Linked DNA regions of Mus musculus: region 1 is linked to region 2. Evidence: chromatin loops called from intact Hi-C (ENCODE). Cell type or tissue: gastrocnemius. All regions are shown on one strand. Each heading gives the region's core, and the rest is flanking DNA. Links, peaks and the distances in the headings are about the cores only. Region 1 overlaps Tlk1 (tousled-like kinase 1). Region 2 overlaps Mettl8 (methyltransferase like 8).

The links. Peaks named below come from ENCODE experiments on the same cell type or tissue, not always from the same donor. Only the 100,000 strongest peaks of a DNase experiment are listed, where the experiment ranks them.
Region 1: a loop joins it to region 2, with 7 times the contacts of the local background. A loop is called at or near these places in 28 of 42 quality-filtered maps.

What each region holds. Positions count from the first base shown.
Region 1 is chr2:70,772,541-70,789,121 of GRCm38, forward strand. Tlk1 (tousled-like kinase 1) reads right to left here. Exons shown (of 20, transcript NM_172664.3): 2 at 14,337-14,455. Among named protein-coding and RNA genes, the nearest start is that of Tlk1, 45 kb to the right of the region's middle. In gastrocnemius, for the core only: a CTCF peak has its summit at 7,303; DNase peaks (open chromatin) are centred at 7,282 and 7,857; H3K27ac peaks cover 427 bases.
Region 2 is chr2:71,030,827-71,047,407 of GRCm38, forward strand. All of the region lies in intron 1 of Mettl8 (methyltransferase like 8), which reads right to left. Among named protein-coding and RNA genes, the nearest start is that of Mettl8, 16 kb to the right of the region's middle. In gastrocnemius, for the core only: a CTCF peak has its summit at 9,126 (motif pointing left); DNase peaks (open chromatin) are centred at 9,092 and 9,584; H3K4me3 peaks cover 257 bases; H3K27ac peaks cover 918 bases.

The sequences.
Region 1 (16,581 bases), core at 3,621-11,620, 260 kb before region 2:
ACAACCTGCAGGAGTCCGCTCTGTCCATCGTGTGGGTTCAGGTGCTTGGCAACAAGGCCCTCCACCCACTGAGCTACCTCATGAGCTGAGTGAACAGGATGAGGGGAAGCAAATAGGGAGGCACTAGAGATTTAACAGAGGGAAAAGAATTACATAAAGACTACTGAAAGGAGAAAGTAATACAATTATAATTCAAGGAGTGTTCCCTGAAAATATTTCAATTTACAAATGACTGGGAAAACATAACACGTACCTGTGAATAGCAATTCAAAAGAACAACCAAGTTTCCTAAAGGCTTTGTGTGCTTTATGCCAGGAGAAAACATTTAAGGAAAGCTATTGTGAGCACGGCATTTTACATCCAGTGAAAGTGATTTTTAGGATAGTGACTGTAGTCTGAACACACTCAGGAACTACTTGCTCAGATAACCACAATGAAGACCTGAACATCCAATCACTGAGGGAAAACAGGAATATTATTTGTTTACTGATAAAGGCTAAATAAACAATTATTTATTGGGATACTCTAATTTCACTATGTCCTCAAGAGCCATAATTCTCAGGACACAGATTCAAATAAAACTAATATGGTCCTGGATTTGAACTGGATAAGAAATGCCCCAGAGCAACTACAAGCTGGATCAAAATCTGCAGTTTTACTACTTAGAAAGAAATGGTTTCTGGATGCCACAGCAGCTTTAAAGAAAGAAGTATGCCAAAAATAAAGAAGCACAAAGAAGAAATCCAGAATTTTGTATGTCAGTTGCGCCCACATGCCTATAGCTAGTACCTGATCTGTATTAAGAGCAAACTCTTAGTTGTCTAAGGTAAGTCAAGAGCAGAAATGTGATGCCAGTGGCTGGGCACTGTCCTGATGTATACTACCAGGTGTGAAATTAAAAGGAACCCAATAGTACAATAGTAATAAAGGAAAAGAAATATCCAGATAAGAGGTCAGAAGAGGGCTGCCTCAGTTGGTAAACTGCTTGCTGTGCATGGGGACCGTCTCTAAAAAAGTCAACACTCTCCAGAACACATCCCATCATTCTGACAGAGACACTGGAGTCAATAAGTAAGATGCCTCAAAGTAGCTACAGACCTGTTCAAAAATGACAAGTTGAAATATACTTGTAAGAAATAACCAAACTGGAATTTCAGCAGGGAAATAAAAACTAGACAAGAGACAAATTGAACTCCAGAACTTGAAAGCTCCACTCTATGGGTGTAACAATAGGGTGCAGAAGGGCAGAGAGATATCCAAACCAGTAAGCGATCTGACTTACATGCAATTGGTCACAGGAGAGACAAACGAGCAAGGGGTTCGAAAGAATGAATATTCTGGAACTTGGCGAAGAGGTCACTCTTTCTCCCCAAGCAAGGCAAAAAAAGAAAAAATACACCTAGGCTCATCAAAGTAAAATCTCTGAGACGGAGAAGGGGAAAATCTTGAGAACTGGAGAGGTCACTCAGTGGGCAAAGATGCTGGCACTAAGCCTGACAACCTGAGTTCAGTCTTCTGACCATACACAAGTGTTGCCTGTCTGTCTGTCTGTCTCTCTCTGTGTGACAGACTGTCTTAGTCAGGGTTTCTATTCCTGCACAAACATCATGTCCAAGAAGCAGTTGGGGAGGAAAGGGTTTATTCAGCTTACACTTCCACATTGCTGTTCATCACCAAAGGAAGTCAGGACTGGAACTCAAGCAGGTCAGGAAGCAGGAGCTGATGCAGAGGCCACGGAGGGATGTTAATGGCTTGCTTCCCCTGGCTTGCTCAGCCTGCTCTCTTATAGAACCAAGACTACCAGCCCAGAGATGGCACCACCCACAAGGGGCCTCTCCCCCTTATTCACTAATTGAGAAAATGCCTTACAGCTGGATCTCATGGAGGCATTTCCTCAACTGAAGCTCTTTTCTCTGTCATAACTCCAGCCTGTGTCAAGTTGACACACAAAACCAGCCAGTACACACACACACACACACACACACACACACACACACACACACGCAACTGAAAATTTTTCAAAAAAAGAATCAGTTATAGTTCACCCAGGTAAGGAAAGAAAATATAAAAAGAAAAAGGAAAACTACCCTGACAATGTAAAATGAAAACAGAAGTGAAATTAATAATTATAACAGCAGCAGCAACACAGATACAAGTAGCTGAAAGAGGAGCTGGAGAGATGGTCATGGTTAAGAGTATGGACTGTTCTTCCAGAGGGCCTAGGTTCTGTTCCCCATACTCACATGGTTGCTCACAACTGTCTCTAAGTCCAGTTCATGGTATCTGACACGTACATGGTATACTCACATATAAGCAAAGCATTGAAACATGCAAGTTTTTTAAAAAAAGAAACTAAAGAAACCTTCTCTAAAAGAAACCAAAAGGATGTAAAAAAACTAGACTGTGAAAGTTTCTAGTCCAGATAAAGACAGGAGAGGGAGAAGGAGGAAAGGGAGGAGATGGGGTGGGGTAGGGGGCGCTAGGGAGGGGAATGAGGGAGGAGGGAAGATGATAATGGGAGGGTGGGAAGATAATGGTGACTATGAGAATGAGGGGGAAGAAGGGAGGGAAGGGTAGTAATGATGATGACTATGAGGACAATTACGACAAATCAAAGTTTCCTAGACCTGGAAAGAATGAATTATAAATGAGAAGGCCTGAAGAAATGGCTCAGTGGCGCACACTGCTGTTGCAGAGAATACGATTTACTTCCCAGCACACATGTTGGATGGTTCAAAACATCCTGCAACTCCAGCTCCTGAGGATCCAATGCCCTCTTTTGGCCCCTATAAGTACCTATATTAATGTGCACATAACCACAATACACATAATTAAAAACAAAATAAGTATTTTTTAAGTAAAGAAAGAAACCTTTAAAATGGAAGAATACTTTTACTGAGCCAAGCAGGCTCAAGGCACGTTTAATGAAGATAAATGCTAGAGAAAGACAAGGTCCTAAAATGCTTCCCAAGGATCAGGAATCAGAATGGTACGAGAGGGATAAGCAGTAACGGAAACTAGAAAACAACCGAACAATGCTTCAGATGGGAGAAAAATGATTTCCAACTTAGAATTCAACTGACACATAAATGAACAACAACAAATTACAGGAAGAAAATATGCAAGGTTTCAAAACATTTACCATGCTCCTTTCCAAAGAAGTGACTGGAGAATATATCCCACCAAAACAAGGAAACAACCCAAGAGACACAAGATAAGAGATACAGGAATAGGAGCTCAAACAAAAATCAATTGGAAATGAATACTCAGGGTTAGAGAAAGATTCTAGGAAAATGCACTCCCCAGGGGAACAGAGCAAATAGCCTCAGAACACATGAAGTACTTCAGGGGAGAGAGTAAAAGAACAAAGGAAAGGAGGGGAGAATAATTAGTGTTTTAAAATGCTGCCTGCACTCTCTGCTGAGGAGTTCCTGGATAGCTATCCTAACCTAGTAAATAACTGTTAACTGTGTAAAAAACAAAAGGCTTTACAACAGATATGTAATAATGGAGCCATTAAGTTCAGCTATGAATAAATTTATAGTGAAAACTGTAAGCACTGAAATAATAACTTAACCATAAATTAAAGTCCTAAATACTATCAAAATTAGATGAAGGCAGGCCGTGTATTTCTGTAAAAGTAGAAGACTGGCTGATTTCATAGTTAACTCCTCACCTTCTACAATACGTCAGTGTGTAATGGATCTGCTGTTAGACTCTATTTGTTTTGTTAATTTCTTCCTCCTTTTGTGCTGGTATCACACTGTCTTAATTTACCATATTTCTTGGCATTTAATAGTACAACTCCCCCAGCTTTGTACTGTCTTAATACTATCTTGGCAAGTCACCTAGAATCACCTGGCCTTGGATTTATAAGCACATTATCATGCTTGTATCTTTATTTTGGTATGTTTACCTTTACATTTTGATATAAATTTTGGATGTTTATTAATTTTTACCTTCTTCAAATACTGTAATGTTTAGCAGACACTGTGTGCGCTACCCTACAGGCAAACTTCTAGCTGTGCTAAGCCCTGGAGTGCTGAGACTTTCCACTTCTTCCTAAGTACTGCAGCTCTCATTCATTCAGGCATCTTCTGGATTTTTCTGCATTTTATAGCCCTTGGTGAAATTGTCAAGTCTTGTTGGGTTCATGCTGAAGTATCTTATAATTTTTGTGCTTTTTTACAGAATATCTTTTCAAAAATTTACCTTTCACTTGTTGATAAGTAAAAATATTATTAATTTTGGAATGAAGAGGTATGACCAAGTGTACCCTCATTTCTCAATTCTTTGTGATTTTTCTTCTGTAACAATCATGAGTATAATCTTTATTCCAATACGAGTGGCTGTGCTGAGTCATGTAACCAAGCAAGCTGTGTAAGCAAACATAATGGGTCATTCTCTATGTACTGGGAGGGCAACTTTTGAGCTCTGCTATTCATTTCAATGGCTCGTCACCACTATATTGACTATAATAGAGAGTTGACCTGCCTATCCTCTCAGGTGCTTGGATTACAGACATAAACCACAGCACCTGGCTTTAGGTATTCCTATTTAAGGTCAATTATTTGAATGTCAAGTCTTAGTACAGATTCCTTGGATAGTAAAACTAGCAATTTCAAAAAAAAAAAAAAGATAAAAAAAAACAGAAACTATCAATGTCTTCACAAATATTCTTAACTTTACCTTCTATGTCAGAATTAATATATATATATTTTTTCCATATGTTAACAGTACCCTGTGCCATGAAATGGTTTACTTAATACTTTTGGTCTTTGGTTTTAAAAATAAGATTGCAGCTAGGTCTTTAAAACATTTTATTAAATAACCATACTGTAACTAAATAGAGGTAATCTATAAGCTCTCTATATACAGAATATTTTGAAATAGTATGATAGTTTAAGTACATTATTGTTCCATAATTGATCTTAATAAAAATACACTTGGGTATATTGTAAAAAAAATTGCTTTTCCTAACCCCAATATAACACCTTTCTATAAGAGGCTTTTTAAAAATTACTTATTGTACTGGCTGATTTTGTGTGTCAACTTGACACAAGCTGGAGTTATCCCAGTGAAAGGAGTTTCAGTTGAGGAAATGCCTCCATGAGATCCAGTTGTAAGGCATTTTCTCAATTAGTGATCACGAGGAAAGGGCCCATTGTGGGTGCTGCCATCCCTGGGCTGGTAGTCTTGGGTTCTATAAGAAAGCAAGCTGAGCAAGCCAAGGGAAGCAAGTCAATAAAGAACATCCCTCCATCTGCATCAGCTCCTGCTTTCTGACCTGGTTGAGTTCCAGTCCTGACTTCCTTTGGTGATGAACAGCAATGTGGAAGTGTAAGGTGAATAAATCCTTTCCTCCCCAACTTGCTTCTTAGTCATGTTTGTGCAGGAATAGAAACCCTGACTAAGACACTTACATATTTTGTTTTTACTTAAAGTAACATATTTATGGGTACAACGCTGTAACTCAATACATGCCAGTTAAATCAGGGTAGTTATCACTTCCAGCTCTGATCACCTGTTCCAGCTCCTTTCTCATAGTTCCATACAAAGCACAGAACAGATGGCTGCAAGTCCTTCCCAGTCCATCCTTTACTCTTCCCTCTCCCCTTACTTTAGTATCTTACCTTGAGATATCTAAGTAGTTCTTTCCACAAAACACAGAGCGTGTAATACTTGTTCTTCTGCACCTGGCTTATTTCACCCAACAGTGTCCTCTAGTTCTGCCAGTTTTGACACAAATGGCAAATGTTTTTATCTTTTAAAATGGCGCCTGCCAGCTTATTGTATGTGCACCAAAATGTTCAGAAGAAAACATCAGTTTCTCTGACACTAGAGTTACAGGCAGCTGTGAGCCACCATTTGGGTACTGGGAATCCAACCCAGGTCCTCTGGAAAAGCAGCTAGTTCTCTTAACCACTGAGCCATCAACAGTCCTCTTTTTTTTTTAAGATTTATTTTCATTTTAAGTGGATGAGTGGTGAGTGCATATCTTTGTTTTGTACCAAGTGTGCAGTCCTCAAGGGAACCAGAAGATGGTGTCAGATCTTCTTGAACTAGAGTTATACAAGATTGTGAACTGCCATGCCCAAGTGCTAGGAACTGAACCTGGGTCCTCTGGTGGAGTAGCTAGGGTTCTTAACCACTGAGCAATCTCTCCAGCCCTGAGATTTCACATTTATCATTGAAAAGTACTTCTTTGTATTTTTTTTTATCTCTGATATACTGACTTCATTTCCCTTGGGTATATTCTAGAAGCAAGACAGCTATTTCATCCTATAGACTTAGTTTTTCTGAAGAATCTCCTCTGATTTACATAATGGCCACCCTAATTTGCATTCCCACAGGCAGTGACTAAGACTTTCTTTTTGTTCCCATCATGGCCTGCATGTTATTTCTGCTATTTTGGAATAGCCATTCTGATGAGGGTAAGATAATATCCCATCACAGTTCTGATTTGCATTTCCATGACAGCTACTGATGTGTAATTCTGTAAAGCTTTCACTGATAATCTCTGAGGAATCATAACTAGCAGGTACAATTTTTTAAGCCGAAACTACTAAAACTAAATTTTAAGAATTTGCTTCTTCATTTAAATGCCTCCACATTTTATGTCTTCTTGGATAGAAAGAGAGATCAAGGGGCTGGAGAGATGGCTCAGCGGTTAAGAGCACTGACTGCTCTTCTGAAGGTCCTGAGTTCAATTCCCAGCAACCACATGGTGGCTCACAACCATCCGTAGCAAGATCTGGCACCCTCTTCTGGAGTGTCTGAAGGCAGCTACAGTGTACTTACATATAATAAATAAATAAATAAATAAATGAATAAATAAATAAGAAAGAGAGATCAACTCCCAAAGTTATCCTCTGGCTTTCCCACAGGCATGCCACATAGCACAAGTATGCACACACTCACACTTAAGATTAAACAAATAGAAAATTACTTGTTAGGAGTCCTTATGTAGCTAATAAGCATAAATCAGACCATAAAATATTAAAGGCCATTCTATCCCATAAAATCCTATTGGGAATATCTGCAGGAGACAAGGGAACATCAAACTCTAACCCATCACCTATTTTAACAAAGTTTCGCTGGAATGTAACCAACTACACACTGAATGACAGTTGGTCTATGGCTATTTGAGTGCCATGTCAGAATGAAGTAAAGCACTGTGGCAGAATTCATATGACATTAACTACTTGGCCCTGTAAGAAGTTCTCCAAATGCAGCTACACAGACCCTATGAAAACTCAGGGGCAGAGGTGAAGAACTGAATGCAGTACTGTACTTCACCAATAGATGCCCCCATCTAACCATGCTAATCTAATATAAATTGACTCCCTAAAAAGCACTGTCTCAAATTTTTAATTCAAAACTTAAGTCTTATGATATCAAACACAATTAACCCTTCCTATCTTAGGTACTCAACCTCCACTGGGACTTTGAGTAGGCAAGCATCAGGTTATTTGTTTTGTGCTGCCTTACATTTTTGGTGTACTACAGACACTGTAAAGAGCCTTCTCATACACACTCCTGACCCATGCCTATAGCTAAAAACACAAGAGAAAACACAACCAAAAGCAATCAGCAACGAAGCCAATCAGCTCTTTCCCTAGAAACAGTCAGCCTCAACCTTTCCTAATGCTCAGACCCTTTACCACTGCTCCTCATGCTGTGGTCACCCCCAATCATAACATTATTTTCATGATTCCATAACTGTAATCTTGCTACTGTTATGGATCATAATGTGTGTGGGGTGGTGGGCTGTGCACAGACAACCTGGTCCCCAGTCTAGCAAAAGTCTGGAACCCCAGTGACCCAGTGGGGGGTGATTTCCACCTGCATGGGACAGCAGGTGTTCTGCCATGCCTCCTGGGTCCCTGGCTCCTATCAGTAGGTAGCTACAGCCTCCCCAGCCCCCCACAGAGAGGTATGTGGCCATCAGTCATGTAGGAGCCGCACCGAGCCCTCCCACATGCAAATAAGGTTTCCCCAAAGCTCTCAGACAAAACCAATGAGAAGTACCTGCTGCCAGACAGACCCTTACCCACCCCAAAACTGTATATAAGAATCCTATCCGGAAGGATTAAAGGCATGAGAGAACTACTTGGTCATCCAAGCCTTCTGTCCTAAGAGCTGTAACACTTAGGAAGAGGTCTGCTCTCCCGAAGCTCTGCCTGAAGCTCCGCCACACTCCTCACTGGCTAGTCAGCCTCTTGTCAGCCCAACCCAAACCGACTCAGTGCAGGGCTGCTCTGGCCGGGCCAGAGATCTCCTTGGAAAGCCTTTGGTACACAGGCCCACAAATGTGAATATTTTTGGAGACAGAGGTTTACCATGGGGTGATCCACAGATGGAGAGCTTAGGCTCTCAGAGAGACATAAGCATGGGGTGGAGGAGAAAGGTGTTGCTTCATGGGCTGGCTTCCCTTAAGACCACCACAATCAGAAGGGAAACAGTTCTGTTGGCCAAAGTTGCCCTGCCTTGTCCAAGTCTCATTTTCTCAGCCTCAGAACCATTCAGTGAATTGTCCCACGAGCTACAAAATCTTTTCCCTTCCATAAACAGCAAACTCGCCTCTTTTTTTTTCAAATAAAGTCCAGTAACTAGTATAAAATGTAAATCACTTCAAAATGGTTTGGCAAAAAATCTGGAGTGGACAAAAGATAACGAAATCATGAATTTAGACAAGTTGACTTGTTCATCTTAGCATCTAACAGGTAGTTCGACTAATACTAGTTCTAGACAAAATTGTAAAATGGACTGGGCTTTGGTTCCCATCCTCAATTTCAATAGGCATTGATATTCTGTTCTTAGCTCTGCTAGCTGCAAATTACTCATCTATTATTGTATTCTTAGTTTTCAATTAATTCCAAACAGTAAATTCAGCAGCTTAGGTTTCAGTCAGCACCTATAAAAACAAGAGCCCGCTGCCATATGCTCCCATTCCCTTAGACGTCTTTAGTTCACTGCTGGCCATAGAGGTGCAGCCCTTTAATCCCAGCACTCAGGAGGCAGAGGCAGGTGCTGGGTTCAAGGTCAGCCTGATCTATAGAGCTAGTTCCAGGAAAACCAAGGCTACACAGAGAAATCCTATCTCAGAAAAACAACAAAAGGAAAGGAAAGGAAAGGAAAGGAAAGGAAAGGAAAGGAAAGGAAAGGAAAGGAATCCATCACGTTTATATTTTAACAGAATTTTTTGAAATGAAGGTTTAATTTACAAAATATTCTGGGGGCTGGTGAGATGGCTCAGTGGGTAAGAGCACCCGACTGCTCTTCCGAAGGTCCAAAGTTCAAATCCCAGCAACCACATGGTGGCTCACAACCACCCGTAATGAGATCTGATGCCCTCTTCTGGAGTGTCTGAAGACAGCTACAGTGTACTTACATATAATAAATAAATAAATCTTTAAAAAAAAAAAAAAAAAAAAAAAAAAAAAAAAAAAAAAAAAAAAAAAAAAAAAAAAAAAAAAAAAAACAAAATATTCTAACAACCCTATTAACTCCCATGAACTAGATGATAAATGGGCAAAACCAAGTATATATACATACAAGTTCGCAGCTGTGCCTATTCTACTCTGGCTATTATTAGAAAAATTATAAGATATCTAAAGCAGGTATAGAATTCTGTCTGCAAACCAGGAATATTAAATGAAAGCTTACACACGAAGTCCTTTAATATGTATGCTGAGGATGCTGGGCAGATATCTTGAATGTAGATAGCTCGACTACCATGTGAAAGACCCTGGATTCCCTAGACTACCATGTGAAAGACCCTGGATTCCCTATGCACATACACATATGAAATATACAACTGTGATTTTTATTCTCATCTGATATCATCAGCTTGGAGGTGAAGGTTATTATTAGTTAATCAAACCCTGGCACTATTTTCGTTTCCAGACACCTTGCTGGCTCTGGACACCAGGAACAGAATGAGCAGGGTTAGAAGACTATAATTCTGTACTAACTCCAGGTGCAATTCAAGTATTTTTCCTAATCCTTTCTAGGATAAATTCAAGTCTCAAAACAAATTTTTTGGGCTGGGCATACATTACTCTGGGCAGAGTCCTTGTCTAGCATGTACAAGGCCCTAGCTTTAACATCCAGTACAAGGGAAGGAAAAGAAAACCACAAAATAAAACTACCCTAAATAAACTTCATTTCCACTTTTCCCCAAACCAAATCAGAGTCAGGCACACTACTCTGATTTCTATTTTTTTAAGTTTGAAAAATTACTTTTATTTAACATATAGGTGTGTTCTGCCTGCACATGTCTGTGCATCACTTGCATGCCTGCCCACAGAGGACAGAAAAGGGCATCCGAGCTCCTAATACTGGAACCACAGACTGTTATGAGCTTCCATGTGTATGCTAGGAATCAAACACAGGCCCTTTGAAGATCGGTCAGTGCTTTTAACCACTGAGCCATCTCCAGCCCTGTTCTGAACTCTTAAGTTATTTCATCACTCAAATTAAAATACGCAAGTCTTTTGGTTCCCAACATTCTAGTAGTCTAGTAGAAAATAAATAATTAACATGTGATGTAAGTATGCTCGGGTACCCCAAATTTGTATTTGGGCAATCACGTAGTCAGAGAAACACTCTCAAGATGCTGCCTCAGTCTGATGACAGAAGGGTTCCGGGATGAAACAAGGCCAACTGCACGCTTAAAAGAAAAGACAGGAAACCCGCCTGTTTAAGAAACCAGCTTGTTTGACTAAAGAAAAGTGTAAATGTGATGAAAAATGGAGGGAGAAGCATAAAAGTGGGCTACAAGAAAAGGCAGCAATCAAAGGTTGGGACCTATGTGAGACCATTGAAGAGTTTCTAAGAAGGATAGTATGCAATCAGATGTGTCTTCTAGAAAACCCACCAAACTAGGAAATGATATCCTAAGTGCACACATTCCAGACTGACTATGCCTGCGGGGATAATTCAACGTAAAATGAAGCAGCGGCTATGATGGTGTGACTTGGCTCCCTCCCTGTCTGTTCCTTAAGAGGGGAGCTGTGGGCTACGGTAACAGGTGCAATGGTTAATCAAGAAAGTAAGGGCAGAACGACAGGGGATATAAAAGTGACTCACCTCACAACGGACAAGGAAACTGAAGCTCAGCCTGTTCCTTTGGCCAAACCTATGGTAAAGAAGGTCAGTGCCAGGAAGGAGGCGTGACAACTGACACGAGCTGCTCTTTTCCCTACAGCATCATGTACACAGGAACACTGAGTAACCTCAAACGCTTACCGCTTTTGATAAAACTAGCAGAGCTAATCAGTAAGGTCAACTAGGTTGTACTTCAAGTTCAACAAGAGCCATGCACAAAACTCAATTGTACTTTTTATTCAATAGCAATAAACACCTGAAATGAGTGAAGAGAACAATTTCATTAGAAGAGGAAAAAAACAAAATTCAGTACCTTTATACTACTGTGAGAAAGAAAAACGCACAAGTTCAAACAAATGAAAGTTATATAACAAAAGTAATAAAACATCATTGAAAGAAAAAAGACCTAAACAGATGTAAGGTATAGACGAGACAACTTCCTAAAGCTCCAAATACTTACACTGGTCTAAACATTTACCTAAGACTTCTACTAAAACTCCAGTTAGTTTTTTGTTTGTTTGTTTGCTTTTGTTTCTATTAGGTGACCCACTGGTTCTGAAAGTCAAACTGAAATAAAGAGACTCAGGATACCCAAAATAATCTTAAACAAGAACTGAGTTGGCAAAAGCACACTTCCAGTTTTAAAAGGTATCACTAGCTACACTGAAGTGTGTGGTATTGTGTATAGATCAACAGAGAACTAAGTGTAGAGAAACCAACTCACACATTTATGGCTGGTTACAAACAACTAGATAAGCACAGGTACATACACTGAATGTGCGTACACATGTGCGTGTGAGTATGTATGTGCACGCATATGCATATATGTGTTTAAAATAATCCAAGACCTGAATGTAGGGGCTAAAACTATAAACATCTTTCTGGGTTCATTTTATGACCAGGGAAAACACTTTAAAGAGAAGAATTATTTGGTTTGCCTGAAGGTTTCATCACATGGTTTCATGCATTTGGCAATAGCATCACAGAGGGAACATGAAGAAGAGACAAAGGAAAGCAGAGACGGAAAGGGGCAGAGGAAGTGTTAACTCTTTCAAAGGCTCACCCTTTAGTACCTCATTCCTCCAGCTAAGTAAACCTCATCTCCTCAAATCTCCCAAACAGCACCACCAGCTGGGACCAAGCATTCAGCACCCGAGCCTGCGAAGGGCATAACACACTCAGTCCTCAACAGTTCTCAGCAAAAAGTATACATTCTGTGACACAACTATGCAAGTTTCTCAGATAAAATACCCAAAGAATGGGAGAAACCTCTGTAAATTATTTATCATACAAAGGTCTATTACCCATCCATCACATACAAGAACCTTTCTAACTCAAGATTTAAAAGCAACCAGACTTAAAACCAAGGATTTGAGCAGATACTCCATCAGAGAAGACATACATCAATGGTAAGCAGGTGTATGGGGAAAGTACAGCATCCCTGGTCAACAGGGAAAGGTAAAACAGAGCACTATTGGTGTTGCTTTGTACACCAACCAAAATGCTGTATTAGAAGAGATAGTAACCAAATCCTGACAGGGATGGAGAAACCATATCCCTGTACACTGCTAAGAGGGTAAAGAACAGTTAGAAAACAACTTGGCAGTTTCTCAAAGTAAGAAACACAAAATTACCCCAAGAAGGATAAAGGATGACTTAACACACACTAATCAGAAGATGTAAGGCAGCATGTGAACAGACCCAGGGACAGAATCACAGCTGTCTCAACAGATGTGGAAAAGTCTTTGGACAAAGCTTAACATCCTTTCATGACCAATGCTGAACAACTTAGCAGCAAAGGGGATCAAACTGCAACATTATAAAGGCTGATGACAAAACATTATAATGAAACAGAAAAAACTAAGTCTTTCCTCTAAAATCAGGAACAAGTCAGGTTTCCACTCCTTCACTCTCATTCAGTATGGTACTTGAATTATTAATCAGTTGTAAGACACGAACAAGAAACAACGGGGCCAAGATAGGAAAGGAACTCATTCTAATCACAGTTGTTTACAGATAATATGTTTCCATTCTTATAGGGACTCTTAAAGCCTCCAGAAAGCTCTTAGATTTGATAGACTTTGAGCAAAGTATTAGGATACATGTTCTACATACAAAAACCAATAGCTTATATCAATGACATATAATAAGAAGGAAATTCATGATGGGACAGCACATTTAAAAAATGTGTGTACGTGCACGCAGATAGAGAGATACATATAGATAAATAAATGATAAACAGATTTCTAACCAAGGAAATAAAAAATTACAATGAAAGCCTTAAAACATTATAGACAAGTTGGAGTCACTACAAGATAGAGCCCAAGGGCTAGTATAATATTGTAAAAATGTTATATTACCAAACACAATCTATAGACTCAACACAATCCTCCATCACAAGTCAAGTAAATTATTGACAGAAACAGAAAAAGAAATGCTACAACTCACATAGAAATATTAATGACATCAAGAAGCCAAAGAGTTAAATGAAAAAAAAAAAAAAAGAGCAAGGATGGAGGTATCATAGTACTGATTTCAAATATATACCAGACATGTAACAGACAGAGCATGCTACTAAGACTAACACGCACAGATCAACACAGCAGAAGACAAAGAAACCCACATGGGTCCAGCCAAGTGATCTTCAACAAAGGTGCTAAAAATTCATGTTGGAGAGAAAGACAATCTATTCAAACTTGGTGGGAAACTAGGTCCCCCTCTCTCTGTTCAAAACTCAGTTCAAAACAGAGAAAAGGATTCCATGTAAGACATCACACTTAGAAACTGCTACAGGTAAAGCAGGTTTATATTCCTTCCATATAAACAGGCATAGGCAAGGACCTTTTGGTCAGTCAAGAAATAATAGCAAGAATTGCCAAACAAAACTCCATTTATATAGAGATCTTCTGCAGAGCAAATAAAAAGAAATCAGGTTTCTAAACACTAACTTCTACACAATATAAAAATCATAAAAAGCAACACTTTGCCATTAAGCATGTATATAGCTCCTACACAAAACATACTCTGTAGTTTTAGTGCTTTGTATTGTGGGGGCCGAAGCACATATTATGGTGGTCAATGGACAATCTGTAAGACTTGGTTCTCTACTTCAAACATGAGTCCTGGGGCTTGAACTCTGGTGGTCAAGCCATCTCAACACCAAATATGTTCTAGACCACTTAACACGAAGCACAGACTTTAAATGAGATTAAAATTTTACTCACTTTTGCTCCAACACTGCAACTCCCAGTACTCCCAGTACTCCCAGTAGCAACTCCAGTAAATCTTGCTTCCAATAATTCTTGCCTTCTTGGGTCCAGACTGTGAAGCTCATCCATTGCACCTATGAAGAGAGAGAGAAGCAAACAACAAACACATACACATGTATATGTGCACACATACACATATGTATATATATTACATATAGTGAGACTATAGTACAAAATTTACAAATGAACACTCTAAAAAGATTAAGAAACTACAAATTTATAAAATGTGCACTCCATTTAACAAAACATCTTATAGATTGATACTTCTGACCGCAGTTCAGTACGCACACAAACAAGCAAGCATGCACAGTAACACGCACACATACATAAAAGATGGTCCACAAAACACTTGGCTACTGTAGAACTGAAGTCCTATACAAGCCAGGTGTTGTAGCACATACTTACAAACCTAACCCTAAGGAGGCTAAGGCAGGAAGACCCTAAGTTCAAGGCTAGCCCAGGCTACACAAAGAGCTCTAGACAGCATGGGTTACTTACACATGTAGAGGAATTTTAATCCAGCAACAAGGCTGCTCTGGCAAGGGATCACATGTGAAGACCTTCTAGGTCTGTGTGATCTAGCTGGAATACAGACATATCCTTAGCACACACCTTTAATCCCTCTGGCTGGAATATAGACACGCCCTTAGTACACACCTTTATTCCCAAACAATGAAGGTAAAGTTAGTTTGTAGAAAGAAGCAGCATGTTTGAAAGTGACAGATCAGAGAAAGATTTGACAGAATGAGTCAGAGATAGGATACACACAACTCTCATGAGGACAGACAGGAAAGAGAGGCAGCTTAAGAGAGCAGAAGGAAAGGGGTGAGGGCAGAGGGGCACTTTTACCAGATTTACAGAGACAGGCTGAACAGCCAGGGAATGAGAAGGAGCCAGAAGATTCACAGACTGCATCAAATTAAGAGACCAAGCAGAGTAATTCAGTCAGAAACAGAAAAGCCAGTTTGAATCAGTCAGTATGGAGAAGAGTTTGGGCCAGAACAGCTGAGCTGAACCAGCCAACCAGAGCTCAGAAAGAGAAAGAGTGAACTTACTCAGCAGTAAGCCTCCAAGACAACAATTACATCTGGAGAATATTATGCATAGCTCACCTCAAAAACATAAGAAAAAAGAAGAGGCCTATGCATTGTCAACTCTGTTCTAATGCATTAAGGGGTGGGAAGAACACATTAATTGTGAGTATAAGTCAACTATATAAGTGAGCACTCTCCTAGCATACATGGGGCCTTAGGGTCAATCCTCAGGGCCTTGAAAACAGGGAGAAATTTATATTATAGATTTTACAATAAAATATTTTAATTTTTAAAAATTAATGAATTGAACTTCATCAAAAATTTAAAGATTAGTGTGAGACATTTCAAATGAAAAGAGAAGCAAAAGACTAAGAAAAAATGTTTCTAAAGCAATCTGAGTGTTCCATACTTCTCTTTTGGTCTGACAAACTGGTGTTGGTAATACACCAGGCTTTTAGGAAGATAAAGACAACAGGTCTTACTTTGTCCGGGACCAGATAGCAGTAACAAGTTATTTTACTTCCTGCTGATCTTGTGTATGTATATGCATACATTTTCCAGGATGTAAACTTTCCCATATATGCATCTGAAGGGAAAGCATTAAACTAAAGAATGCCTCACTTCAACATTTCTAACACTTTCAAAGACTTTTTAAAGAATATATACATACATATATACATATATACACATACACACACACACATATATACATACACATACACACATACATGAGAATGAGTGCCCCAGTACAGGTCCAGGCACAGAACAGGTGATTTAAAAATACACTGGCAGTGCCTGAAAACTCTACCTACAGCACTAGAGATGTGTTAGCTAACTTAAACCTATCAGCTAAAAGCACTCCATCAGCATAAACTCTCAGGTGCTCTCCTGCAGCTCAGATCACTCCTGCATTTTCATAAGACTCTGTAAGCTCTCTGTATCTGAAAATCTCTGCTGTCAAAAATTTGCCAACATTTTTGGTTTTTTTAATTTAAAGAGAGAGATCCTAAGTATTTTGATTTCTGTGGGCTAGCAGGCAAAATCTTGTACACATTTATATAACAATAGAAACGTTTTCCACAAACTTCATGGGCAAAACTCAAATAATGGCCACTGAGGAAGGTGTCTTATAGTACACATCTGCTGATAAAAGGAATGGACTCTTT
Region 2 (16,581 bases), core at 4,878-12,877:
GGTGCAGAACTTGTGGGAGTGGCCAACCAATGACTGATCTAACTTGAGACCCACACCAGGAGAGAGCCCACACTTGACGTGACACTGCCTGGAGTGGGAGGAGCCAGAGGCTAGACAGCCCAGAGACCTAGGGTAGAACCAAGCACAACTGGCAAATAAAAAATAAAAAATTAATAAACAAAAACAGAAAAAAAAGAGAGACAGAGACAGGGACAGAGAGGGGAGGGAGGGAAGGAAGGAAGGAAGGAGTCAATGAAATGATTCTTAATGATACTCTGCTATACTTGTTAGATTGCATAATCAAGAGAGGCTCCATCCAGCTGATAGGAGAAGACGCAGAGACCCACAGCCAAACATTAGTTGGAGCTCAGGAATCCTGCAGAAGAGGAGGAGGAAGGATTGTAGGAGCCAGAGGTGTCAAGGACACAAGAAAACAGTCCACAGAATCCACTAATCAAGACTCACAGGCCTGACTCATATACACTAAAGCAACAATCAGAAAGCCTGTAAGGTCTGACTTAGGTCCTCTGCATATGTAGCTTGGTGTTCTTGTGGGACTCCTAAGAGCGGGAGTGGGAGCTGTCTCTGACTCTTTTTGCCTGCTTCTGAGAGCCTTTTCCTCCTATTGGGTTGCCTTGTCCAGCTTTAATATGAGGGGAGGTACCGAGTCTTACTGCAGCTTCTTATGCCTTCTTCTGTTGATATCCCTGGGAAGCCTGCTCTTTCCTGAAGGGAAATGGAAGAGGAGTAGATCTGGGGAGGAGGGGAGGTGGCAGGGGAGCTGGGAGGAGAGGATGGGGGAGAAACTGTGGTCAGGATGTAATTAATATATGAGAGGAGAATTGTTTTTTGTTTTTTTTTTTTTAAGAATGTGCTCATGAGGTTTCAAATGGGTCAGGAACTAGAATGGCAAGAGAACACTCATGTTTCATACAGATGGACTTGGCCTTAGCAGAGCATGATATAAATTCAAGCTGAAAGGCAATTATGAGTACAGAAAACTAAGAAGGCGATGAGAAGCTATGTCCCCTGGATCCCGTAGATGGATTGTCACTGGAACCAGTCCTGCCTCTGTCTCCTCACCCCATTGAGCCAACACATTCCCACAGTTATTTAAATCAGCTTCATCTTTCTGTTATCTCTCACTCCCATTTGATACAAAGTCTCACTATGAAACTCAGGCTGGTCAGAAGACCCTGCACTCTGTCTCAATCTCTGAAAGCTGGGGATGTAGTTCAGTGGTGGGGCATTTATCCAGCACGTTCAAGGTCAAATTCGTTCCCCAGCACTGAAAATAAGTAAACAAGCGATAAAGGAACACGTGAAAGAGGCGCACGTGGTTGATAGACTTGATGTGGTGGCAGCCCAGGTTTAACAGAAATAAGGGGCCGAAACAGACAGGAGGAACTGTTTAGTAACTGAGCCTTCTAAATTGGCTACCCTGTGTCTCCTAGTAACAAAAGCAGTAACACTAACAGTGAGAGGGACATGCTGTTTTGAGTGAGAGATTCTTAACCATAGCTAAGACCACAAAGCCACAAACACCTATGAAAAGGAAACACTTGGGCAGGGAGAAAAGCTCAAAGCTGGGCTCCCATTCACCACCTTACTTCCCTCTTCTGCAAGGCAGCCGGCGGTAAAGTTTCCCCACTGGCACGCCTTCTCAAGTAGGTTTTGTCAAACAAGGGTTCCATGATGATGTCGCTGGGTTTTTATTATGATAATAATCTGAAAGCCAAATCAACACGAGCACACGTGTAACCGCTGCTTGGTTTCAGCGCCTGTGTTTGCATTTATGATCTTGTCGGCAACAAGCAGCACAGATGTAATATGTAAATGATGCATCTGAGAACACAGTGCACTGTAAAAAGATTCCGCAGTACTCTGAACAGAGAAAGGCGGTGAGGGAATTGAGCAGACACACAGCACACAACAGCACAGATGGGCCAGGGTCAAAAGAACCTGTGTGGTGATGGCCATGGCCTTGTTTATAATGAGAGCTGCAATTTAGCTTCCCTGGAAAAACAGCAGTCACAGTATAATGCTGTTAGTTTGAGTTTTATTGGTTTTGTCGTAGTGTTTGTACTTATTCCAGTTTTATGGCTGAATAGGCGCTCTGTGCACAAAGAGCACATACCTAGATTTGTGTTCACAGACAACATAGTAAACACATTTTACGTCAACCCAGGAAGCTGAGAATGTTTTGGTTTTTTGGTTTTTGGTCTTTTTTTTCTTGTAACAGTCCCTTACTTCTCAGCATTGAGGAATAAATATGGTGTCAGGAGATTCTGTTCCAGAAGGTTCTACTCTTAGTTCTCCTTAGCAGTCAACTACTCCAAGTTGGGCAGGAGCACGGGAGGACTCTTGGGAAGTGGTGCTTGATGTGGTGAAGAGTGTGGGTTGAGCTGCATCTGGGGTCTGTCACTGTCACTCCACAACTTCCGGCATGATACTTTGATCATTTTGATTTTCTTTAATAAATGTGGCCAATATGGTGTTTTCAAAATACAGGAGGCTTCCAGGAGGGATAGGCATAGTGCTGGGTTCGTGGCAGGCGTCTGATGCTAGCCAAATGTCACCATGGCTAGCGTCAGTTTGGCTCTCCTTAGAATGTCCACAGGGCTCTGTGGCTATCGAACCAAGCTCTTCACCAGGAAGCTTCTTAGCTTAAAGAGCTCTATGGAGTCCCAACTTCCCAAGCCAGCAACACACTGGGCTGGGAAAGAATGCTAAAGCTGATGACAGGATCAGCCCCACTACTTACTGTACTGAAGCCTAGAGGTTCACGTGTAAAATGGAGTTCGTTCTTTTTAAAACAATTTTGTTTAGAGTGCACACACTCATGAGAGAGAGAATATGAATGTATATATACATATATATGTATATATATGTGTGTGTGTGTGTGTGTATGTATAAATACACACACACACATAGAGAGAGCTCAGAAGGAAACTTGAGGAAGTTCTCTCTTACCGTGTGGGTTCCAGAAACTGAACCAAGATCATTAGGTTTGGTTCAAACACCTTTTCCTTCCAGCCACCCCACCAGAACATTTTTAAAGGATGCCCCTTAATGCTTGAAGAAGAGAAAGAAACACAATAAAATTAATGAATAATTAATCCCTACCAACCCCTGCGAGTAATTCGGTGTTGAAGGGCTCAGTTGGGACAAGTCAAACTGACAGTAATACCAAGTCTCTTGCTGCAACAGTGCGGGCAGAAACAGAGGGAGGACGCAGCTGCTTGTGTTCCGGTTCCCCTGAGGAACAGCACCGGGTGAAGACCAGGTGGGTCTCGCATAGATGAGAAAATAGTTAAGGAGCCTGGAAAAATAAAGGCCTATTATAGTCGGCTGAAGCTGGTGGGAGGGGAGGGGCAGAACTGAATAATACAGAGGAGGACGAAGCATCTTATCAGAGATCCCCTGAGAGTCTTCTGAATAGAGGCTCTGAGCTGGGAATGCAGCCATACAGATGAACATGCTCTGGTCTCCCAGAATACTTGTAACACACTGGCTGTGCCAGCATCTGAGGGAGGAGGCGTTGTCCTCACAGACACCTTCCGGGCCATTCTGAAAGGTCACATTTGAAATGATGCCCACGAACCAAGGCATGGAAGAATATAGCCATGGACACATAAGACACTTTAGCCCAAGAAACCATATAAGCTAAAAACCCGACTAGTACATTTGTGGATAGCTTAGGGCTGGGGCCCTGTAACCCTGGTTGGTGGAATGCCTGCTGGGCACAGAGGGGTCTTGGCTTAATCTCTAGCACTGCAGACAAAAAAAACGTTTGGAAACTTCCATGAATAAAAATGTCATGACAGATAATGAGATTGTTAGTTCCATTTTTATCTTATATACAGATGTCTTAGTAATCTCCAGCCTATGAGTGGGCTTATTCCAAAAGTAAGACAGCAAAAGGCTCACAAGCACTTTTTTCCCTTTCCTCCTTGAGAGGGTCTTCTACTTGAGGCTGGCCTAAAACTGCATGTAGCTAAGGATGACCCAGCACTTAGCCACTTTCAAGTTCCCATAGCCCCATTCCCACTTCAAGTGGGCCGGGGATCGAACCCAGAGCCTCGCGCACACTAGGCAACGACTCCTACACCAACGCGGCTACAACTACACTCCAAGAAGCACATTCTCCACAGGAGCATTTGAAGTGGTAATTAAGATACCAGGCTAGTTCACACATGCTTTTTAAATCCATAATGTGGATGAAAAGAAATGTGTTTGTTTATTTCAAATGGCCTTAGAAAGCTGGCAAATTTCATCTTCCCAGATAGCTGAAACCCTGCCAATCCATACTGCCTGGGGCAACTTGAATCTTATTTAACACAGAAACAATCTGATTAAATGATGCTTCTTTTAAAACAACAATAACAACAACAAAACCTAACACCTGTCAGCCATCTCCCTGCTGCCCGACAACACAGTGGGCGTGCTTGCTGCTTAACCAAACTGTATCTGTGACCACAGCAAGCATCCCTTTGAATAAGTCATATCAAGACATTACGATCTCCCCCAATAATAACGGGGTAGCTTTGAAAGACCATTTCCGGAGCTGCTCCCAGCAGGCTAGTCCTCTCTTCCATACTGTCAACCTGGGCAAGCTCTTGGCACTAGGACAATATCCTTTGTTTTCTGAGTTGTTGCTGCAGATTCCCAAAGAAACCAGCTCCAGAGACCAGGTTCATTAAGGTAAAAGTTTCTGGTAGGTTCCTTAAACAGCCTTCAACAGTTATAGCTTATAAATCTACCTCACAGTGCATACTGTGACACCACACCACTGTGCGCCTCTGCTTGAGGAAGCCATTTTGAGCTGAGTGTGTTTAAAAATGTTCTTCAGTGTACGCCTTTAATCCCAGCACTCAGGAGGCAGAGGCAGGTTCTTTAAATACACACACACACACACACACACGAATTCATGCACACGCTCACATGCATGTACTCTCGCACACACAGCAGGCAGGGCAAGATCTTTACAAATCCAACCAAGAAATAGCATACAGGATTGGTAAAAGAAAGCTACTTTACTCCACAGAATGACATGAGTGAGTACTTTAATGAAGAGACAGTATGTGAACTTCTGGAGGTAAAGATTCATGGCTGTAGAAGAGAGAGAAAAAGGTAAATTTTCTCAAAAATCATCTATAAAATTACAGTAATCCCAGTCAAAATTCTGAAAGTGTTTTGGGGGGAATCTGAACAAGTAGTGTAAGTAAATTAGGTTCATTGGGGGGGGGGGGACAAGCATACAGAAGTGCCAAGAGAACATTAGAGGGGAGAGGGGCAATGTGGCAAGACCCAGCAGGGCTTCTGGGCGGTGCAGTGAGAGTGTGCTTCTCTGCCAGGCCGAGTAGCATCCTCTAAAACCAGCCAGTCCAGGCCATGTCTCTAATGCCACAGCAAAAGCAAGAGATTTAGGAAGCCCAGAAACTGATCAAAATACATATAAAAAGTCTGCCTGTAATAGCTAGTATTTTGAGTCAGTGGATTAGATAGAAATGGCTTATTCAAAGAAGTACATTAAGAAAATGGGCTACCTGCCATTTGGGAGAAATAGTCTCTCTCTGCTCCACATGGAACATCAAAACTGCGGACAAATTACACTCTGAACATAAAGCAATCACGTCTTAAGGCAGTGAAGGCTCCACTAGTCAATAGTCCCAGTTCCATCTCTGGGACCTGCATGGTAGGAAAGAACTGGTTCCTGCAAGCTGTTCTCCGACCTGCACATCTGTGCCAGGGCACACAGACACACCCCTCCATCAAAATAAATAAATAACATTTTTAAAAGATATACACATATATATTTTTAAAGCGATTTATATATTTGAGTGTTCTGTCTGCACATATGCCTACATGCCAGAAGAGGGCAACCATTACAGATGGTTGTGAGCTGCCATGTGGGTGCTGGGAATTGAACTCAGGACCTGAGGAAGAGCAGCCAGTGCTCTTAACCTCTGAGCCTTCTCTCCAGCTCCTAATATACCTTAATAGGCTTAGAGAAATTACAAATATTTCTAAAAAGTGGGGAGGAAAAAAAATCTTTTAAACATGATCCTAAACTATAACACATGAAAAGACAGACACAACAGGGCTGAGCAGACAGCTCAGTGGTAAGGGCCCTTGCTCCGACAGTGGGAAGATGAAGTTAAACCCCAGGTGAAAGGCCAGCATAGCTGTGTGCGCCTGAAATCCCAGGCAGAAGACAGCAGACAGCTTACTGGACTGTCAGCGGAGGAAACAGCAGCCTTCAGGTTCAGTGAGAGACCCTGTCTCAAGGCAATAAGGGAGAGAGTGATATATCTGCACATACACACACACAGGTGCATGGACCTGCACACTCATAAAATGCATGAGAAAAGATTTCGGGAATGTTATCAAGGATGGTGGGGATATTTGCAGACTATTAGGATGGGTTTTTGTTTTTTTGTTTTTTTGTTTTTTTTTGGTTTGTGTGTATGTGTGTGTTTTGAGACAGGGTTTCTCTGTGTAGCCCTGGCTGTCCTGGAACTCACTTTGTAGACCAGGCTGGCCTCGAACTCAGAAATCCACCTGCCTCTGCCTCCTGAGTGCTGGGATTAAAGGCGTGCGCCACCACTTTTATTACCAAACATAAGGAATGCTTAGAAAACAACTAGGAATGATGACCTCAGTAAAAATATGCTGATGTCCTGAAGTGCCATTGGGAAATGTTTACCCCACTGACCGCACGCCTTTGGAGATTTCTGTACCCTGAGGCTGAGTGCCCTTGTTGGTTACAAAATGGGTGCAGCAGTTCCAGCTCTCACACTGACACGGCGCCTCCCGAGAAAGAAAAGGACCACTTCTTTCTTCCGTCCCTTTTTAGGAATGAGGAACTTTCTCACACCCTCCCCCCAAGACCCACACTCTCAGGTTTCACAGGAACTGAGTCACAAATGATCCCCAAGCCACTCTTAGGTGAAAGAATGGGTTCTGTGAGCCACTAAGAGCTCAGGTTCTCATGTGGTCCCCAAAGGCCTCCACTTACCCACGAAGGATCTTCAGAGGTCAGGGAGTTTTTAGTTTTTGTTTTGTTTTTTGTTTTTTTTTTTCAAGACAGGGTTTCTCTGTATAGCCCTGGCTGTCCTGGAACTCACTCTGTAGACCAGGCTGGCCTCGAACTCAGAAATCCGCCTGCCACTGCCTCCCGAGTGCTGGGATTAAAGGTGTGCGCCACCACACCCGGCTAAGGTTGTTTTTGTTTTTGTTTTTATCATAATAACATTAATATGCTGTTTACCTTTTGCTAATTGCCGTAGTCCATTGATGGTGTACAGATAATATGGCCATAGTGACAGCAGGCTGGCCTCAACCAAAGCAGAGGCAACAAATCACACTGAGAGCCACTGTCTCCTTCACTAACTGTATACTCTCAGGGGAGCCAGATACTCACACATCTCTTTAATGAAGCCATAAAAAGTGTCTTCCTGGAGCACAATTTTTACTTTATCATTTTCCAAAAAAATAATCAAAGTATGCCTGTCAGGAAAATAACAGACACCATACATTGTCTTTGATAGAATTCAAGCATTTAGGCAAATAAATAAATAAAATAAAATTCTAGTAAACGTGTGTCAACCAGTGGGAGGTAGCAGCTTTCTAGTACTTGTGCATTGCTATGCTAAGGGTAAAATACTTTTTATTTTTGAACAATTAAATCTGTCAACATTTGGAGGACCAACTAATTGATGAACTAATATTTTCCATAATATTAAGACGAAAAACCACACTCAGGGTGGAAAAAGCTTTGCTCCACCTACAAAACAAATCAATAACTCTGTCGGATTATTTCCAGATTTGGGGGGAGAGGGGTCTCTATGTAGCCCAGGCTGGCCTGGAACTCTCTGTGTAGCTCAGGCTGGTGTTGAACTCTCAGAAGTTGGCTTAGGCCTCTGGCTCTGGCTCCATAGTGCGGGGATTAAATGTACGCACCACCATACCAACACATGATAGAAAATTTTATTTTTAGAAAGATGTTCTGTAAAATAATCAGAATATGTTAAATATTTGTCACAGCACTGTTTGTACATATGCTGGAAAGTATAAATAGTTATTTTTATAAAAGTGCTGATTAAATTATTAAATGCATATCTATAGAGAGGAAAACCAAGCATCCATGCAAAACGCTGCCAAAACCTTAAACTTATTAATATAGAAAAACATTGTCTGAGTAGGGGAGAGAAGAAGGAACAAAGCCTTATGAATGGTCTCCTCTGCTGGACCTCGCACACACATATGCTTGCGCGCACGCGCAGGTACTGTCTAGGATGATGGACCTTAACTCAGGCTCACAGATGAGCTCAATGAGCCTTGAAATGTTCCTTCCTGGGTTTGCTTGTTTGTTGGACTGTTTGTTTTGAGATAGGGTCTTAGGTAACCCAGGCTGGCCTCAAAATTGCAATGTAGCAAAGGCTGGTTTTGAACTCATCCTCCTGTCTCCGCCTCTCAAAGAACAACAACAAAAATATTCTCGAAATACCTTTTTACGTACAGAACAATTATTTTTAAAATTACAAAGTATACAAGTTCTGTATAATAACCATGAGTGGAGAGAAGGAGGGGGAAGCAGTTAGCCCGGGCACTAGGTGGCATTCTCTCTAGAAAGGTTTCTGAAGCCCCATTAGGATGTCAAATTCCAGTGATCTAGAAACTTCTCCTATTCACCAACCATAGCAGGCATTTGCCACCTTGCCTTTTTGTTTTTCCTTCAAAATTATACACACAAAACTATACACAAAATTATTATATATCAAATAGGGATAGTTAACGCTTTATATCATTAAACGCTTCCCATGACATTGTAGCTACAGTCCCTGTGTTTGGTTGGTTGGTACCAGGCATGGGACACCTGCCTGCATCCCGCTTGCTCCTCCCTCCCCTCCTGTGCTCTACTGACCACAGCTCTACACGGCCACTTGGCATTATAGCGTTTTCTCTCCTCATTTAGCAACTGTGGTTCTGATGCACCACGCTCGGTTCATTTCTAGTACTTGTTAATCATCAGACTGCAAACACAGATGGCCCTAGTCAGGTCTGCCCAGTCTTGCAAGGAAGCGGAAGCCAGCCCCGGGAAAGCTCTCCCGCCCTCTGCTGGGCATCTCCAGAGAGACAACTTCCCAATCACAGGCATTTTATTTGCCTTTTGGTTTTCAGTGAGGAATTTGGGAACTGGTTCTTGGAACTGCTTGCTGAAAAAGACAATTCCTGACTAAAACATTGCTTTCGTTCTTCATACCAAACAGAAATATCAAATTGAAGCTGCTCGGTGAATATATTCCATCAGAGACATTGTGGGACTTGGTGTACTAACTTAGAGTAGTAATAAGAAAGCATCATAAAGAAACCAAGCATGGCGTACCACACTGATAACCACAGGATTCCAGCGGCTGAAGAAGGATCCTGAGCTCCAGGCCAGCCAGGGCTACATAGTTGAGCCTTGGCCTCAAAAATTAAAAAAAAAAAAAAAAAGGAAAAAGGGCTGATAAGATGGCTCATCAGGAAAAGGGCCTGGCCTCACATGCCTGGCACTGAGTTCCAGCTCACACCTGCACTTGGATGGTAAAGGAAGGAAGTCTGCTGCAAGTTCAAGGCCAGCCTGGACTACAAAGGTGAGTTTCACACCAGTCAGTGCCACATACCTGAGATACTGAGTCAAAAACCAAAACAAAAAAATAGGACACCTTGCCAGGTATGGTGGCGCACATCTTTAATCCTAGCACTTGGGAGGCAGAGGCAGGCAGATCTCTGAGATGGAGGCCAGCCTGGTCGACAGAGTGGGTTTCAGGACAGCCAGGGCTACACAGAGAGACCCTGTTTCAAAAAGCAAAGAAACAAGCAAACAGCAAAACAGCAAATCCAAAATCAAACGAACAAGCAAACAAACAACCAGGATCTTAATCAGAAATATGCTAAAACCCAAAACGTCAACTTCAGGATCTTATTGCAGCCGTCTATGCGCTTAGAAAGAAGCCCCTGCCAGGCTCGTGGCTTTGGCATCGCTCAGTCACTGCCTCTTGCAAAGCAGGAAACTAAAGTTAAGAACTTTCACACTGGAGAGATGGCTCAGAGGTAAGGTGCACTTATTCTTGCAGATGATATGAGTTCAGTTCCCAGCACCTACATGGTGGCTTACAGCATCCATAACTCCAGTTCTAGGGGATCTAAGACCTTCCTGTCACCAACCTAGGCTCTAGGCACACACATGGTACGCAGACATACATGCAAGTACAACACTCATATACATTTTTAAAAAGGGAGGGGTTCTTAAGTTCTGGCCTTGCTTTCTCATGAATCTTTACAGTCTTGCTGTTTCCTCCTTTAAGAATACAGCATTGGGGATACCGCTCTGTTGACATGCTAACCCCAAAACCGATATGCAGAAGAGCAAGGCAGTGAGATTCAGCTGTAACCACAAAGATGCCCTAAGCTAAAGAACAAGGTGGTGATGGTAAACAGAATCTGTATATATTACCACACACTGCTCTAAATCGTTTCATCCTGCTATCATCTCACTTAGACCTCGAAGTAACTTATTTAAACTTTATATAACTGCTCCACAAGTTTAAATAACAGTCTAGAACCGCTCTACAGATAGATATACAGAGTTCCTGCTCACGTGCCAGAGCTTCCCCTGTTCGGCTCTTGAATCATCCTGGTGCATTTGTTACCACTGACAACAGTAGAATACATTATTATAAACTTCTTCATACTTCAGTCCAGTTTCCTTCCTTCTTCCCACCCCCACCCTCAGGTCCTTTTTCTCTCCCAGAATCCCAGCTGGGATGCCACATTACAACTGGCTGCCATGTCTTCCGGGTCTGTTTCTTAAAAGTGAGACTTGTATTTCGAGGACCCTGTGTTTTGAGGCGTGGGTATTTTGCAGAATGTCATTGGTGGACATTTATCATTTTTTCTTAGGACTACAGTAAGGGTATGAGGTTTGCTGGGGACTGTTTGGGGCTGGGGAGTGAACCCAGGCCTTAACACATACTAGGTACAATGACACATCCCACCGGAGGCACTGCTGTCAATATGGCTGTCACAGCTGATAACCGTGATTGCCGGCTGAAGCAGTCAGATGAGTTCCTTTACTGTGGTGTCACTCCCCCTCCATTCCCCACTTGTACTGTTTTTTTAAAAGAAACCTCTATGGTTTGCACTCACATTAATGCTGGTGTCAGCTTCGGTCGGAGAAGTTTCTTTTTGCACAGTCAGAGGGCAGCTCAGGCCCTTAACGGGTCAACGTGCTGAGAATAAATGACTGCTGAATGTCCAGTCATAGTGGGACTCCCAGGGCTGGTGACATGGCTCGGCAGAAAGGCGCTTGCTGTGTATGCCTGGTGACCTCAGTTTGATCCCTGGATCACACACAAAGGTGAAAAAGGAAACCCAACTCCACCAAGTTGTTTTCTAACCGCCACGTCACTTCCATTTTAATAATCAATATAATATTTAAGTGGGAGAGTTGAATCCCACTCCACCGCCACCATTAAGGCTCAGGAAAACTGCAGAGTAAGGGATGGACAGATTTTAAGAGCCTGAAGTTACTGGGAGCGGTGTGGTATGCTGAACTTAGGCACAACATGGCAACTGCAGCTTTGAACTCACAGTAGCTGGGATTATCTGCACAACATGTGCACAACATCAGCCTGGTCAACGCTGTGTCACGGGAGGGGAGGGGCTCACAGGACCCCACACTCTTCCTTGAGTATTTATACACAGCTCATGATCAGTGGGGAGAAAGACATTTTCTTCAGTGGTGGGACACCCATACTCTTGTAACACCACTAATCAAACTTCCTGGGTTAAAACAAAAGCCACTGAAGGTGCAGGGAGGCTTGTGGTTGGGAAGAGAAAAGGATCCGCAGCCATGGAGGGAGGGATGGGGGTGAATGTGGATAAAGTACATCATGTGGGTACATGAAATTGGCTCAATGAAACTCGTTATTACGTCTAATAATTATGCTATTTAAAAACATTTTTAAAAGACAGACCAGAAAAGGGATGGGGAAAGGCCACACTAGGATACTGGGCTATTCCCTTCAAATAAAACATAGGAATTTAAAAACCAAAAGGAAGTGGGAGCTGGGGCGGAGGAGATGAGTCAGTGGTTAAGTATTTGAGGTGTATGCATGAGGACCTGAGCTTCGATCTCCAGCCCCTACGTAAAATGTGGGTACGCAGGTGCAAGTCTGTAGGCCCAGAGCTCGGTGGACAGAGACTTGTGGATCCTGGGGACATGCTGGCCAGTCCACGTAGCCAAAACAGCAAGAGGGAAACCCTGTTTCAAAACATAGAGTGTGATAGAGGCTAGTTTACTATCAATGACACAGGCTAGTCATTTGGGAAGAGGGAAGCTCAACTGAGAAAATGCCCCCACCAGATTGGCCTGTGGTGCGTTTTTTGGACTGAAGATGGATGGTTGAGGACCCAGTTCACTATGGGTGGCGCTACCCTTAGGCTGGTGGTCCTGGGTACTTTAAGAAAGCAGGCTGAGCAAGCCAGTAAGCAGCACCTCTCCATGGCCTTTGCTTTAGGTTCCTCCCTTCAGATCCTGACCTGACTTCTTTCTGCAATAGATTGTGACCAGAAAGTTTTAAGCTGAAATAAATAAACCCTTTCCTCTCTAAGTTCCTCTTGGTCATGGTGTTTTGTCACAGCAATAGAAACCTAACTAAAATAGAGAAGAACATTAAAGTCAACATCTGCCTTTCATAAGCACACACATACGTGTACACACGCGCACACACACACCCTTTGATATACCTCCATCATTATGCTTCTGTTTTTAGCACTTTATACGCCCTGATATTGCAGGATGCTACAAGCTCATCATATTTATTCTCGATCCAACACTACAACCAGCCGTTTCTCCAAATAGCCTTTTTCCTTTTATTGGAGTCTGGGTGCTGAGGGAGTGTGCTCTTTGCTACTCTGTCTTTGCTTCTGTACCCTCTTGGTTGGCAAAGCAGGCAAATACATGTACATACGCAAGCAAGCAACCAGATTCCCATCTATGCCTATAAGTGTTTACATATATACACATCTACATCTCCACCAAACCAGAAGTTGAACCTGCTCGAGGGAGAGCTGCTGCCTCACAGGTCAGGCTATGTCCTCTTCAGTCTCTCCTCTCAAAAAAAGCACTGACTGCAGGTTGGGAAAAATCAAGCCAAATGTCTCCCTTGCTGCCCAAGACCAAGGCAATTTTGAATCATGGCTTCATTTTTAACTGTGCCTTCCTGCCTTGTGACTCCTCTCACATAGGCTAGGCCAGGCTGCATCATGGGGTATGGAACTTATTGCCCTCTTTCCCATCCCCCTCCAAAAAAAACCCTACAAGTGTCAGAAACTCCCTCTTGTGTTCAGAGCTGAAGGGTCTGTCTCTTTAGGTCTTCCATCTGGCTATACACGATGGCTCTCTCTTCTTCTAATGCTTTCCCATTTCAAGGCCTGGTCTTGGCTGTCTTTGGCCCTGAGTCTGTTTCTCGTTCTGAAGGGTAACCTCAGGTCAGCTTCCTTCTATGACGCTGCCACTCTTTTCTAACATAACAATGTTGAAACCTACCATTCTCTCTCTCTTCACTTCTAGCAGCAGCAGCGTCCCTGACCCTAATGACTAGAGGCATCGAGCTAGCTCCCCTATTTTCTCACCTAAATCTTTCCACTCTGATCATAAGAAACTCTGTTCTCATCACCTCCACCTAATCACTAATTGTTCAATTCCAATGTCCACGGAAGAACGGCTTCTGTTGTCACCTCGAACAGAAGCAATCTAGAAAGCCAGGGAAAGACATAAGAGGATGTGAGATGGGAAAGAAGGCCCTCACCCTGAAGTTAGCTTGCCTTTCCTATTGGCTGGGAATCAGGTTCCTACTGACTCAACATTGCCTTTTCAAAAAACTGGTCAGACAAGGATGTTAAAATCAACAAACTACTTACTTAGGGCCAAATATAACCTTGACTTTAGCAGTATTAGTACTGCCGGGTGGTGGTGGCGCATGCCAGTACTCAGGGCAGAGGCAGGCAGATCTCTGAGTTTGAGATCAGCCTGGTCAACAGAGTAAGTTCCAGGACAGCCAGGGCTACAAAGTGAAACCTTGGCTATACACACACACACACAAAAAAAAAAAAAAAAAAAAAAAAAAAACCCACCACCACCAAAAAAAAACAAACAAACCAGTATTAGTATCTGTCTCTCAGCCATAAACCCCTAAAACATCTTACAATTTCATTTATAAAAGGAAATTCTTTAAGAATATAAGAAATATACTTAAGAGGTGTGTGTGTGTGTGTGTGTGTGTATCTTTTGAGACAGGGTCTCACTATTTAGCCCAGGTTGGCCTGGAGCTCATTATGTAGATGAGGCAAGCCTTGAACTCTCAAAGAACTGCCTGCCAACACTTAGCCCATTTTTACTTATTTAAACTCTACTTAAATTTTAAGCTTTGCCTAATTAATCTTCAAACTGTTATAAATTACACCCCTTGAACAATTTAGAAGCCCATAGAATCACATACAGAGCCATTAGAGACACCAAAATGTACAAATCTTTCTAATGTCTGCATTTAAATTTAAAGTGTGCACACTCTCTTATCTTAATGAAATTTGAACTTTGCCTTACTCCGGCTGCTCTCACAGTGTAGTCAAGGATTCTGCTGTATCTGAGTGGAAGTCCCTACTGGTAAGGGAATTTACGGCAGTACCATCTGTGTCTCCCCAGCAACCATGACACTACCTCCAGTATTACAGAGCTGCTCACATCAGTGCTCTTCTCCTGGCCCCTTGCAGGAGAACCAGTGTATGCTTCTGTTTCTCTGGACTTCGCTGCTGTTCTGTGGATAGGCGGTAGTGTATAGCCCTGGGGATGGAACTCAAGACCTTGTACCTGCTAGGCAAGTGTTCTGTCCTTAAGCTACACGTTCCCAGCCACATTGCATATATGTATAAATACTTAAATTCTTTCCTCATGCATTCTGTCCTTACTCTCCCTAGCTTATATATACCTTAAGCTTTGACCCAGGGCCAGAGGCATAGCTCAGTGACAGAGTATGTAGTATATACAAGAGATTGGGTTTGATCCTAGTGCATGCTACCTCTTCCTCTCCCCCTCCTCCCTCCCCTACTCGCCCTTCTTCCCCTCCCCTCCTCTCTCTGGAATGTAAGGATCCTAGTTTCTGAAACACACCATCATTATAGTTTTAGATAAAATAGTTTATCACCCTAAAAAGAACAGTCCCCAGTGTGCTAAACCCTTTCTGCCCCTGATGTCCTTTCTCTAACAGAGTGCACTGTGTATCACATTTGCATCTCATCCTTTGCCCTTACGTGATGCTTGGATCTGTGAGCATCTGTGATCTCACTTCAGTCCTGAAGTATCCACTCAGCAGATGACTCAGTCAAGGTCTCAGTAAGTGAGCTGCTGTCACAACAACATGCCTTACACTCCTGCTATGAGGCTCTTCCAACTACACACTCCTTTGCAGCCGTTCGAGTGGGATTGCTTGCGCAGTGTTGAAGGGGCTCAGAGGGTCATTTAGATTCTATTCTTTGTTGACTAAACGAGGAAATGGAATGTAGTTCTGGAAACTTGGTGAACTCGACACCTCAGAAGCCTTTTTGCTATGCTGCACCCCCCACAAGTGCTGTGTAAACAAGCAAAAAATAGATATTATGTTAACAACATACATCACTGAGCCAGAAAGCCAGAAAGAAATGTTCAGAAACCAAAATTTCAGAGCTGATTGAGCACTGGAGCCAGCAGGAACCCAAAGCCCACAATGCACAAAAACAAAATATGTCACCGTATTTACCTAAATGAAGTCATTTAACTCTAACGTTACCACATTATCAAAATAGAGAGAAAAAGTCATAGACCACAGTAGCATATACACAGAAAGCGCTGATAACATTCAATGCCTAGTTGATCAGATAAACAAAACATGTAGCCAATAGGAAACAAGAGAGAATTTTATTAACCTGATAAAAGATGAGCCGTCAGCAACCTGCAGTGTTAAGGGACTAAGAGTTACACAGATGCTCCAGCAGGCAGGAAGGGAGATCTTGGCAGATCAGGACATGTTTACACAATGGTTGTAAGCCAATCAGCGGTCCTGTGTTCTTCAAACTGACCAACTCTTAAGTCAGGGAGGAAGACCCTTCAGAGATTTTAAACCCCGGTCCTTGGGAAGAGACTAGACATCTCAGCTCTCCTGAGTGACAGAGGGTCCTTTTCTCTGTGTCCACGACATGAATGTGTTTCCTAACTCCCAATACAAGCCTTTCTTCATCTGCCAATTTTGACCCCATCCTGTTGGTGTGTCTTGAGGTTTCTCTGCTGCTACCAGCTGCACTTGAGGTTTTTCCTGTCTTTTAACTTTAACTGGCAGAGAAAATGAAACGTTATTCTCAGTTGTAGCTACTCTCTTTATAAATACTAGAGTGAATTATCATTATTGTTACCAGAGTAGAAACTCATCTGCAAATTTGGGTCAAGACAGTAAAAGGGGAAATAAAGATGAAAGACAAAGGGCAGAGAATTAACAAAAT